2 separate regions of the Homo sapiens genome follow, and region 2 is linked to region 1. A link is an interaction called in ENCODE POLR2A ChIA-PET data of the cell type or tissue named here. Cell type or tissue: CD4-positive, alpha-beta T cell. All regions are shown on one strand. Links, peaks and the distances in the headings refer to the core of each region. The heading gives the core; the rest is flanking DNA.

Region 1 (5,381 bases), core at 277-5,276:
ACTCTGTAATGCAGTTCCTTCTCAGGTGGAAATCCAGATATGTGCCCTAAGTGACCTATTCCTGCCCCATTTTTGTTTGGGCTCTGAAAAGTGGATTCCTAGCTCAGTGGCTGTCTGCCAGGTATCTTTTGCCTTCAGTAACAGAATTATGTTTGATATTGGAAAGGAGTTTGTTGTATTGTTGGCTTTATAATTCACTCTCAGTGTCAAATGAGGTCATTCAACTTCCTCTCGCACATTTGCAATAAGCAGCATGAAATTCAAGCAGAACAACTAGAAGACACAGAGAAAGATGGCTGAGCTGATAATGAGGCCTGTTTATTACAGGAGAAGAGACAATATAGGAATCTGTTAAGTCCCATGAGGTTGAAATATCCACCAAAAAATATGCAGCTGTCCCCCAAAAAAAAGTCACTAGGAGTTTTTGTTATGGTCCCAATCACAGTGTGAACAGAGATGACAAGATCATCTTTGGAAAAGGGACACGACTTCATATTCTCCCCAGTAAGTGCTGTTTATGTGATTTTCTGACATTAACTCCCACTGAGTTCAAACTGCTGAGAGTGTTCAGTAGGAAAGTTTCTAAGACATGTGGGTGGCCTGTAGGTCCTGGGCTCTTCTCTTGCAGAGGTCCAGTCCTCAGCCTTTCCACAGCTGAGCCAAATACCAAATTCTCCCCTCCAGGGCTGGAAAAGTTGCTACCAGTCCTCTGCTACCCAAATATAAATTATTTTTTTATTGTTTATTAAGAAGAGTAAAAGAATCGTGACACTTTGTCCAGAACCTATTTTCCAGTCTTTTCCCCCAGGCTTGTCCCTGGTAACCTCTGTTTGGACTCATTGTTAAGCCCAGCGTGATTTTTGGCTCCAACTAAATTGATTTTGGAAATGACTCCAGCATACCTATGACCCCTCTCCTTCCACCCTCCATAAAAGATTTATTTTTCTTTATTTGGCCTCTGCTGAGATTCCTGGCTTTGATGCCCCAGGATCTCTCATTTCCCTTGTTCCAGGGATAAGTGAGAGATGACTTTTTAAAGAGCTACTTTCATCTTAGAGACAACAAAGAGAGTATGCCAGCAAGAGCAACATCTTGCATTGAGCCTTCTCACTCTATGCCATTTTCCAAATCTTTTTCTTTATTTAGGATAAGTGACCACTCCTTTTTATTTCTAGTACAGCAAAGAGTACATCATGATGTCAGAAACAGGGATTTCCTTTGGAATGTTTTTCACAGGCTAACAATAAGCTAGAAGTCTGCAAGCAATTCAGAAATGCATCCCTGAGCTACAACTCCATGTATGGAAGCTCATCAGCAGGGTAGACAGGCAAAGCAGAAACATTTTAATTATACCATACTTTGTAGAGATTGGGGGAGAAGTGGGCAAATGCGTGCTAAGGAAAAACAAAAACTATGGTTAAGTGGGGAGATTTCTAGATGGTTCTAACAGGGAAGAAGACCAACAAGAGGAAACTTCCAGGAAAACCACCAAGGCCAGGCATTCAGGGTTTTTGTTATGGAGGAAATCACTGTGGGAATTCAGGAAACACACCTCTTGTCTTTGGAAAGGGCACAAGACTTTCTGTGATTGCAAGTAAGTGTTTCTAGCCATCCTTGATTTTGATCAGCAATGGCTTCTTCCCTTGAATTATTTTTCAGTGTACCTAGAATGCTTTTGCCCCCAAGAAAGGTTTGGAAGGAGCTGGGTCATTAGCATTGCGCAGGAAAATTACAGGTTATTCTGTTATAATTCGAAAGCCAACTGGACAGTCATGAATGCACACAGATCTGGGCCCTGCATTGCACCCTGGCCTAGTTGCCTCCAGCTTGTTCTGACCGTAATCCTGGCCCAGTTTCCTCCTCTGATCCCAGGAGACAAAAGCCCTGGGCAGAGAACCAGACTACTTAGCCTGGGGGAAGCACAAAAAGGCTTGTCTGAGATCCATAAGCCTTTTTTTTTTTTCTTTTTCTTTTTTTTTTTTTTTTTTTTTTGAGACAGAGTCTCGCTCTGTCGCCCAGGCTGGAGTGCAGTGGTGCGATCTCGGCTCACTGCAAGCTCCGCCTCCCGGGTTCACACCATTCTCCTGCCTCAGCCTCCCTAGTAGCTGGGACTACAGGTGCTCACCACCACGTCCGGCTAATTTTTTGTATTTTTTTTTAGTAGAGACAGGGTTTCACCGCGTTGGCCAGGATGATCTCGATCTCCCGACCTCGTGATCCACCCGCCTCAGCCTCCCAAAGTGCTGGGATTACAGGCGTGAGCCACCGTGCCCAGCCCCAAAAGCCATTTTTAAATACATTGCAGGTTTCTATTTAATGTTGTTATTCATTTTGATTTGCCCAAGTAATACATTAAAATTTCTCATTGTAAACCATTCAAATTACAGATAAAGTCCAGGCACGGTGGCTCACACCTGTAATCCCAGCACTTTAGAAGGCTGAGGTGGGCAAATCACCTGAGGTCAGGAGTTTGAGACCAGTCTGGCCAACATGATGAAATCCCATCTCTACTAAAAATACGAAAAGTAGTCAATCGTGGTGGCAGGCACCTATAATCCCAGCTACTCAGGAGGCTGAGGCAGGATAATCACTTGAACCCGGGAGGTTGAGGTTGCCATGAGCCGAGATCGTGCCACTGCACTCCAGCCTGGGTGACAGAGTGAGACTCCATCTCAAAAAAAAAAAAAAAATTACAGATAAAACCAGCATTCACCTTGGCCACTTCCTTCAGTATCAGTTTCCTCCTCCCCAAAAGTGACCACTGAAACCAGCTTGGTGTGTTGTGATGAGTTTCTCTGTGGAATATGTTTATGTGAAATCCCATCTTCAACCAGGAAAGCTTGAGAGGGAAAGGGCTCAGACTGCAGTTTGCAGGATTTCAATTAGATATAAGGAACAGTTGATTAGATGTAAGAGCTGTTAGCAAAGGAAAACCTTATAAAAACTAGGAGCTCTTAATAACTAGACAGGTCTTTGGTCAGACAACACACTGACTGAGGACAGGAGGATGGATTCGATGACCTCTGAAAGTCCAGCCAGGACTCTGGAGGACTCTGAGGAATGGTCTGTTCCATAGCCTGCCTCTGTAATGCCCTTCTCTCTTGCCTATTGTCTGGTTGTTGTTACAGTCTGAGCTTTTGTCAGAGCTGCTCCTATGCTGTGAGTGGTCTGATTTTCTCAGCATCTCTGGGGTTTTTGCAAAGCAAGGAAACTCTGTGCATACTCTGGGGCTGGGAGTTACCAACTCACTTTCGGGAAGGGGACCAAACTCTCGGTCATACCAAGTAAGTTCTTCTTTCTGGCTAATTATTCTTCCCGAGAAGCCTGTCTTCCATCATGCAGAAGCTGTCAAAACACAGGTGGTGTTTTCTTTGCTTGGTTTGTGTTGGGTGGTTAGTAATATCAGTTGGAAAACAAGGTTATTAATGCACATATTCCCTGGGGCATTGTATTCGGACATTTAATATCCATGTAGTCTCTCCCTGTGAAAATATGTGAACCTCCACGAAAAGAAAGGTCCAAGGAAAGTAGCAGGGAAAAGGCAGGAATTGGATGAAAATAGCCAAAGAGCCTGCAGGAATATAAACAAGGCAGGATCCCAGGAGACAGAGCAGTAGCCACTTTGAGTGAATTTCCCAGGAGGTGCTCCTGCCAAGGCCCATACCTTCAAGGAAAATTAAGGCAAATAGAATTGGGCTGGGGAGTTGCTACTTATTAGTATTCCTCCCACGTTCTAACCTAATTATAAGGAGGTTGTTTTGGCCATGGGCAGTCATCTCAGGTTTTGTTTTCCTGCTTTCCTCCCTAACCTCCACCTGTCTTCCTAGAGGCCTGAGTCAAGGTTATTGCAATAGCACTAAAGACTGTGTAACACCAATGCAGGCAAATCAACCTTTGGGGATGGGACTACGCTCACTGTGAAGCCAAGTAAGTTGTGTTCTTCTTTGCCTAGGCCTTCAGGGGCAATCAATCAAACCATTAGTTTGAAAAAGACTTTAATCCTATGCATCTGGTTGGGCTCTTTATTAATGTTCTTTCCCCAGGCCAAAGAGAGTTGGTTCTCTTCCCTGCTTTAAAATGAGATATGAGTGCATGTATGCACACACGCATGCCCACATGCAGACTCTTGCTCTAGCTCATGGTAAGGGCTTCTCAGGAGCATATACAACATTTTGAAAGAAATAGAGAAACAAACAATAATGAGCCAATGGAGCTGTCAGGAAGGTTCTCCACCACCCCTGACCAGGCTTCCCAGCAGGATCTCTGGCCATATAGGATGTGCTTGCACTATATCGGATGGTCTAGGATGGGAAATATCTCTCTGTAATTAATTCCAAAATTTGGCAACCCTTATTGCCAGAAAGTACTTCTCATATCTAAGTTTGATCTCCCTGCTGCGATTTAAATATCTACTTGAAAAGAACCACTAGAACTCTGTACATCTGGATTGAGAATCAAGTAACTGCCATAGAATATGAGGCTGAGCACTAAGCCCACCTCTGCAGCACCTCTGACGTGTCATGGGTCCCCTCTGGACATTTTGAGCTCAAGTAATAATGGATTAAGCAGGATAGCACAAGCTTTGGAAACAGAAAAACCTGAATTCAAGTCCTTGCTCCACTACTTACCTAGCTGTGTGACCTTGAACAAGTTACTTAATCTCTCTGAGCCTCAGTTTCCCCATCCACAAAATGAAGATAAAAATATTCCTACCTCGTTGAGTCATCGTAAAGATGAAATAATACAGCTAAAGTAGTTAGCATAGTGCTCAGAACATAGAAAAAGCTCATTAAACCCTCGCTATTAATAATAATGATAAACATCATCTCTAACCCACAGCAGAGCCTTTGTTTGGCCCCTGGGGCTCTTCTGTCAAGGTTCTGTTGTGCATCAGCAGCAGAGCTGGAATTGGGGGGAGGGTGGAGAATGTCAGCCTGTTCTATGAAATTCTTCACCTGGGATTTGAAAGTGGAAATACAAAGAATCCTGACTAATTTAAATACAAAATCATCCAAGTGTCAGAGGCAGGGGAGAGGTTTCTGCAGAGAGCTGCATAGCTGGGATCCTCAAGGCTACACACACACGCTTGGAGCAGGGATGCGGTTCACAGGATGGCAGGGCAAAGGTTGCAGAACTGAAACCTTGTACTTCCCCATCACCAAAATGACCCCAGCATGATTTCCTTTAAGGTGTCCCGAGCCCCTTCCCAAAAGACAGGCTCCCCATGTGGAGGGGCAATGACAGAGGGAAGATGGAAACTTTATGGGAAGGGCGATCTATCCCAAGGTTGTCCTTCTCCTCTTCAGGGTAGTGAAGCTCATGAGAAATATGGCTCCTGAAAATAGCCACTAAATGAAACTCTCCAACCTGGAGGTAGAGGA
Region 2 (5,381 bases), core at 313-5,312, 780 kb before region 1:
TCTTCTGAGCTTCAGTTTAATATATCAAACTGGGTTTTTGACCTGTGTGAATTTTCCAGAAGCACCTTAAATCAAATGGTGCAAAGCTTAGCTCTTTATCTTTCTTCCTTTCTCCCCCACTTCACCATATGAAACAAAACAAAACAAGATAAATTTGCTCCTTCTTTTGTGTTTTTCATATCAAACAACAGGACCATCATCTACCCAAGTGCCATCCACTCTCTTGCTCCAAGCCTGTCCAGATGCTGTGCCTTCTGCCTCTTTCTATTCAGCTCAGTCTTCATCATGCTCATTCTTCCTCTTCTCTTAGGTTTTAGTTTAGGTGAGTGTCACTCCTTCTGGGAAGTCTTCCTGCAGTCCTACAACCAAAACCATTTCACTTCCTTGTGTTGCTATAGTACTCTATGCTTTCCCTACTATGGCTGTTATCATGAGGACTATCATTGCTTTTAAAATCCTCTTCCTTCTCACTAGACCACTGGGTCTTTCTTGTCATTGAATGGCCAGTGTCTACCTCAGTGCCTGACTGTAAAAGGGGCTCCACAAATATTTGTTTATTGAATAAATGGATACTTCCCAAGACTCTTAAAATGTTCTTACACGAATCCAGGAAATCCTCTTTGCAGAAGCTAGTCTAAATAAATAATTGGAAGTTTAGACAAAGATTTATGTACAAAGGTTTTTATGATAGTATTCTTTCTAAAATCCAAATGTCTAATACTAAAGAAATTGGTAAATAAGTTATAGCACATTTGTACCATGGACTATGTTGAGGCTATTAAAATTGGATTTTTATGTATACTTGTTGACAAAAAAAAAGTTTGGAAAAGAATATTAAGTTGAAAAAACCTCCAGCATGTGCAAATGTGTGTGTGTTCATGTGCACACAATTCAATTGTGCTAACAATAGTCATGCAAAAACAAAGGATTAAAAAGCGGTATGCCTCAATATTATCAATGATTTTTTTCTGGGATATGGTATTACACGTGATTTTAAAACACTTTCCTATATTTTCCAAATTCTGTATTTAGAATTCATTATTCTTCTAACCAGAAAAAAAATCCCACTTAAAAAGAATTTAAAATATCCCTCTTGTAGTTGGCTATTGCTATAGGGCGTGGTTTTCTTCCATAACCTTAGGAACTTTCTAAAATTTGCTTTAACAATGGTCTAAATTTTTTATTACAATATACATAAAAAACAACATTAATGTATGTGATATGCTCCTATGTGTTCACCCAAACACTTTTGAACACCAAAAAATGTTTTGCAAAGGAGTATATATATATTAGTTAAGGTTCTCCAGAGAAGCAGAACTAATAGGATGTCTATCTATCTATCTATCATCTATCTATCTATCTATCTATCTATCTATCTATCTATCTATCTATACATAAATATTTATTGGAATATGTATATTTATTGGAATATACGTGTAATTATTGGTTATATATAAATCTTGGTCCAAGTCTAAAGGCTCAAGAATCAGAAGCACTGATGTTAGAGGGCAGGGAAGATGGATGTCCCAGCTCAAGGAGAGAGAGAAAAGTTGTCCTTCCTCTGCCTTTTTGTTCTATTCAGGCCCTCAGTGAATCGGATGATGCCCACCTGCATTGATTAGGGTAGTCTTTACTCAGTCTACCAGTTGAAACGTGAATCTTTTCTGAAAACACCCTCACAGACACACCCCACAATAACATTTTACCAGCCACCTGGGTATCCTTTAGCCTAGCCAGGTTGACACATAAAGTCAACCATCACAACCTACTTAACATATAATATATAATATAATTATTAGCACCATATATTAGTTTGCTAAGGCCGTGGTAACAAGAGGCCACAAACTGGGTGGCTTAAGCAACAGAAATGTATTGTTTCACAGTTCTGGAGGACAGGAGTTCAAAATCAAGGTGTTGGCATGGTTGTTTCCTTCTGAGGGCTGTGATGGAAGGACCTGTTCTACGCCTCTGTTCTTGGCTTGTAGATGGCCATCTTCTCCCTGTACCTCTTCAAATTTTTCTTCTGTTTTTGTCCATTTCGGTGTCCATATTCCCCCTTTTTGTAAGGACACCAGTCATCGTTCACCAGTTTGGATTCGAGCCCACCCAAATACCACATTTTAACTTGATTTCCTGTAAAAACTGTTTCCAAATAAGGTCACCTTCTGAAGTACTAGGGATTTGAACTCCAATATGCATATATATTTTTTGGGTGGGAGGAAAACACAATTCAACCCACAACACACCACTACCATCAGTAATTACTTTCATTCCATAGGCTGAGGGATAGAAAAACTTCCAGTGTTTCTACCTCCAGTTGCCTGGTATCCAGTAATATTCTCCAAAGTGAGGTAACAGGTGGCAACACGGAAACTTCAAGTTCCGTTTTTTGGCCTGAAAAAGGAAGACCATTTTGGCTTGGTGATATTTCCTGCATTAAACATAGTTTGTATTTCTTTTTTTTTTTTTGAGACAAAGTCTGGCTCTGTTAACCAGCCTGGAGTGCAGTGGCGCCATCTCAGCTCACTGCAACCTCCGCCTCTCGGGTTCAAGCGGTTCTCCTGCCTCAGCCTCCCGAGTAGCTGGGACTACAGGCGCGTGCCACCACCACGACCAGCTAATTTTGTATTTTTAGTAGAGACGGGGTTTCACCGTGTTAGCCAGGATGGTCTCGATCTCCTGATCTCGTGATCTGCCCGCCTCGGCCTCCCAAAGTGCCGGGATTACAGGCGTGAGCCACAGCGCCCGGCCCATAGTTTGTATTTTTATAGAACACTCTCGTTTAGAAATAACTTACTTATGTTCATTTAATCCTTATAATCTCTGTTGCCGAGATGAAGAAATTGTGCCTCTCAAATGGTGATTTGAACAAAATCTCACAGCTATCAAATCCAAAGGATTGTTTCAATTCAGTGTGTCTAACTTATCACTCAGTGTTTTCTTCCATAACTGAAAATAGACTTCATAGTCCAAACCAAGCTCTCTGCTATTGCGTTTACAAAGAAATGTGACGTTCCATAAATTGTGCCGATCTGAGACCTACTGACTTGTGTGAAACATTTTTTCTGAGTATAGTTACCACAAGAGGTCGCTGTTGCAACGAGTTGCGTTTAAAGGGTAACCCATTTATTTTCATTTCTGTACAAGGTGTTCTAGTATCTTCAGGTCCCTCATAAAAACATCTTTGCTCCTTCACTTGTTACTGAGGAAAGCCTGGTTATTTATTTCATGACCTGTGATAGCTCCTCTGTCAAAATGTTACTAGAAGCCATCAACACTCACTGATTTTTTTTTGCATGGGAAAATGGAAAAATTGCTGATTCAGAATGCTTTCGGCAATTCTAGACCTAGAAGAGGCACCTCCCAAATATTTTCCAGTGATTTTTTTCATTCCTATATTATAAGAGAAAAGAACTCAAACAACATACCACTATCTTTTCCATATTAATGTGAGTATGTAACAGGTTTTGTTTCTAGCATTTGGCTGATTCAATGAGTACTACTGTGTCTTTTGGATTCAATGAATACTACTGTGTCTTTCGGCTCTTTTCCTGAATGGCTTTATTTTTCTTTTCAGTTTTTGTGCTTCTGTTATAGGATTTATACTAATTATTTCCTGAAGGAAGTGTGTACAGTAACTACAAAAAATTAGATATATAATCCTACACGACTGCCTTCTACTAGCCATGGTACTCTGCGCTCTGAATCAGATGAGAAGAAAGGGAAAGGAACTATAATTTACTGTTGACTACGTGCCACAGATTGAAACCCTGAAATACATATTATTGTTCCCATTTTACAGATGAAGAAACCAAGACTCAGAGGAGTGAGCTGCCTGAGGTCACAAGGTGGCAGAGTTGAGATTTAGATTTAGATCTGTCTGACACAGCCTGTGCCTTTTCTTCTTGTTCACCTTACCTCCTCCTTGGTTAAGTGAGTGATTCCAGACCAAATGTCCTATCCTAGCTGGTCAGCAGGGACTAATGAGAGGTTTGTTCCTCTGTTTAATATCTGTTACACAGGGTCTGAGAAGAAGGTATTAGTTGTGGACTTAGTGGGATTATAAATGATCCCAGGGAATCAGGAGATGGAATGTCCAGTCCAGACTGCCTCATTTGCTCTTTCTTGGAATAGGATTAGGAATCCCTGTTTCTTCTTGGCTAAATAGGGGTCAGTGGAGCACTGCAGGGCATAAAGTAACAAGTCAGGCAGGTTACACTTAGACCATGACTGTCAATGAGTCCATGAGTGTCAGACCGACTACAGTACATGACCACCCTCTCGGGCTGTGGAAAGTAATGTAATGGGGAATAGGAGCCCAATGTAATCTACCTTCTCATAGCTTTGCCTCATTTGGACCAAATCTTTAAGGGATTAGACCTCTGCAAAGATCTAAAATGAAATTCAGGCTGCTGTGCTTCAGTACCAGCAGTTTTCACTCCCTACTCTTCTTGGGGCTTTAGCTGAACTTTGAGGGGAGCCCTGCTCTGAGGAGCTGCTGCCCTGCTATTGGCTGCTGTACTGGGGCAGCCTGAGTGACAGCTGCTGGTGTGGGCCCTGGCAGTTGCTGCTGGGCTCATTGCAGCTCAGACACAGCAAAAGAGCCTAGAACCTGGGTCCTAGTTTGCACCTAGAATATGAGGCAAGTGGCGAGAGTGATCGTGTTCCTGACCCTGAGTGAGTTATTTTGGGATGAAGAGGAATGGGATCTGGGCCTGATGATGCTGGAAAGGAATCTGGAACTTTGCCTGCTAGCAGTTGCTCTTTATCCAAGATGTAGAGGGATAGCTTCAGGGTTCCATTTTTCTCCAGGCAGCTCCTGAGCATTTATGTGAGATGTGTCTCAGGGCAGCAAAGATTTTCGGGGTTTCTAATCCCTAGGGTCTATCCATGGGAGGGAGATAGTAAACCTGACACTTCTGTGTATGCCTGGGATAAATATTTTTGTACTGAAACATAAATGAGAAGTAAATTGTATGTACATGTATATGGCAGGGAAGTAGAGCGTGGGGATGGATTTGACTGTGAGAGGGAACCGTGGGGCTACTGAGTGGGACCGTCTAACTTACCTTGCTTTCAGGATAGGGGCTAGGATTGTGTTTTACTCCCATAGGTACTTTGAGCCTTGCTAAGACCACCCAGCCCATCTCCATGGACTCATATGAAGGACAAGAAGTGAACATAACCTGTAGCCACAACAACATTGCTACAAATGATTATATCACGTGGTACCAACAGTTTCCCAGCCAAGGACCACGATTTATTATTCAAGGATACAAGACAAAAGTTACAAACGAAGTGGCCTCCCTGTTTATCCCTGCCGACAGAAAGTCCAGCACTCTGAGCCTGCCCCGGGTTTCCCTGAGCGACACTGCTGTGTA

The links. ChIA-PET counts read pairs that join two places held together with the same protein. Peaks named below come from ENCODE experiments on the same cell type or tissue, not always from the same donor. Only the 100,000 strongest peaks of a DNase experiment are listed, where the experiment ranks them.
Region 2: POLR2A ChIA-PET joins it to region 1 with 5 read pairs; 3 of 35 experiments call an interaction of 5 or more read pairs at or near these places.

Annotation. Positions count from the first base shown.
Region 1 is chr14:22,512,405-22,517,785 of GRCh38, forward strand. It overlaps TRA, TRAJ30, TRAJ29, TRAJ28 and TRAJ27. Among named protein-coding and RNA genes, the nearest start is that of TRD-AS1, 32 kb to the left of the region's middle. In CD4-positive, alpha-beta T cell, for the core only: no CTCF peak of the experiment used is centred there; a DNase peak (open chromatin) is centred at 3,189; H3K4me3 peaks cover 5,000 bases; H3K27ac peaks cover 4,895 bases.
Region 2 is chr14:21,731,582-21,736,962 of GRCh38, forward strand. It overlaps TRA and TRAV4. Among named protein-coding and RNA genes, the nearest start is that of OR4E1, 60 kb to the left of the region's middle. In CD4-positive, alpha-beta T cell, for the core only: CTCF peaks have their summits at 3,112 (motif pointing right) and 3,312; DNase peaks (open chromatin) are centred at 3,090 and 4,520; H3K4me3 peaks cover 1,600 bases; H3K27me3 peaks cover 878 bases.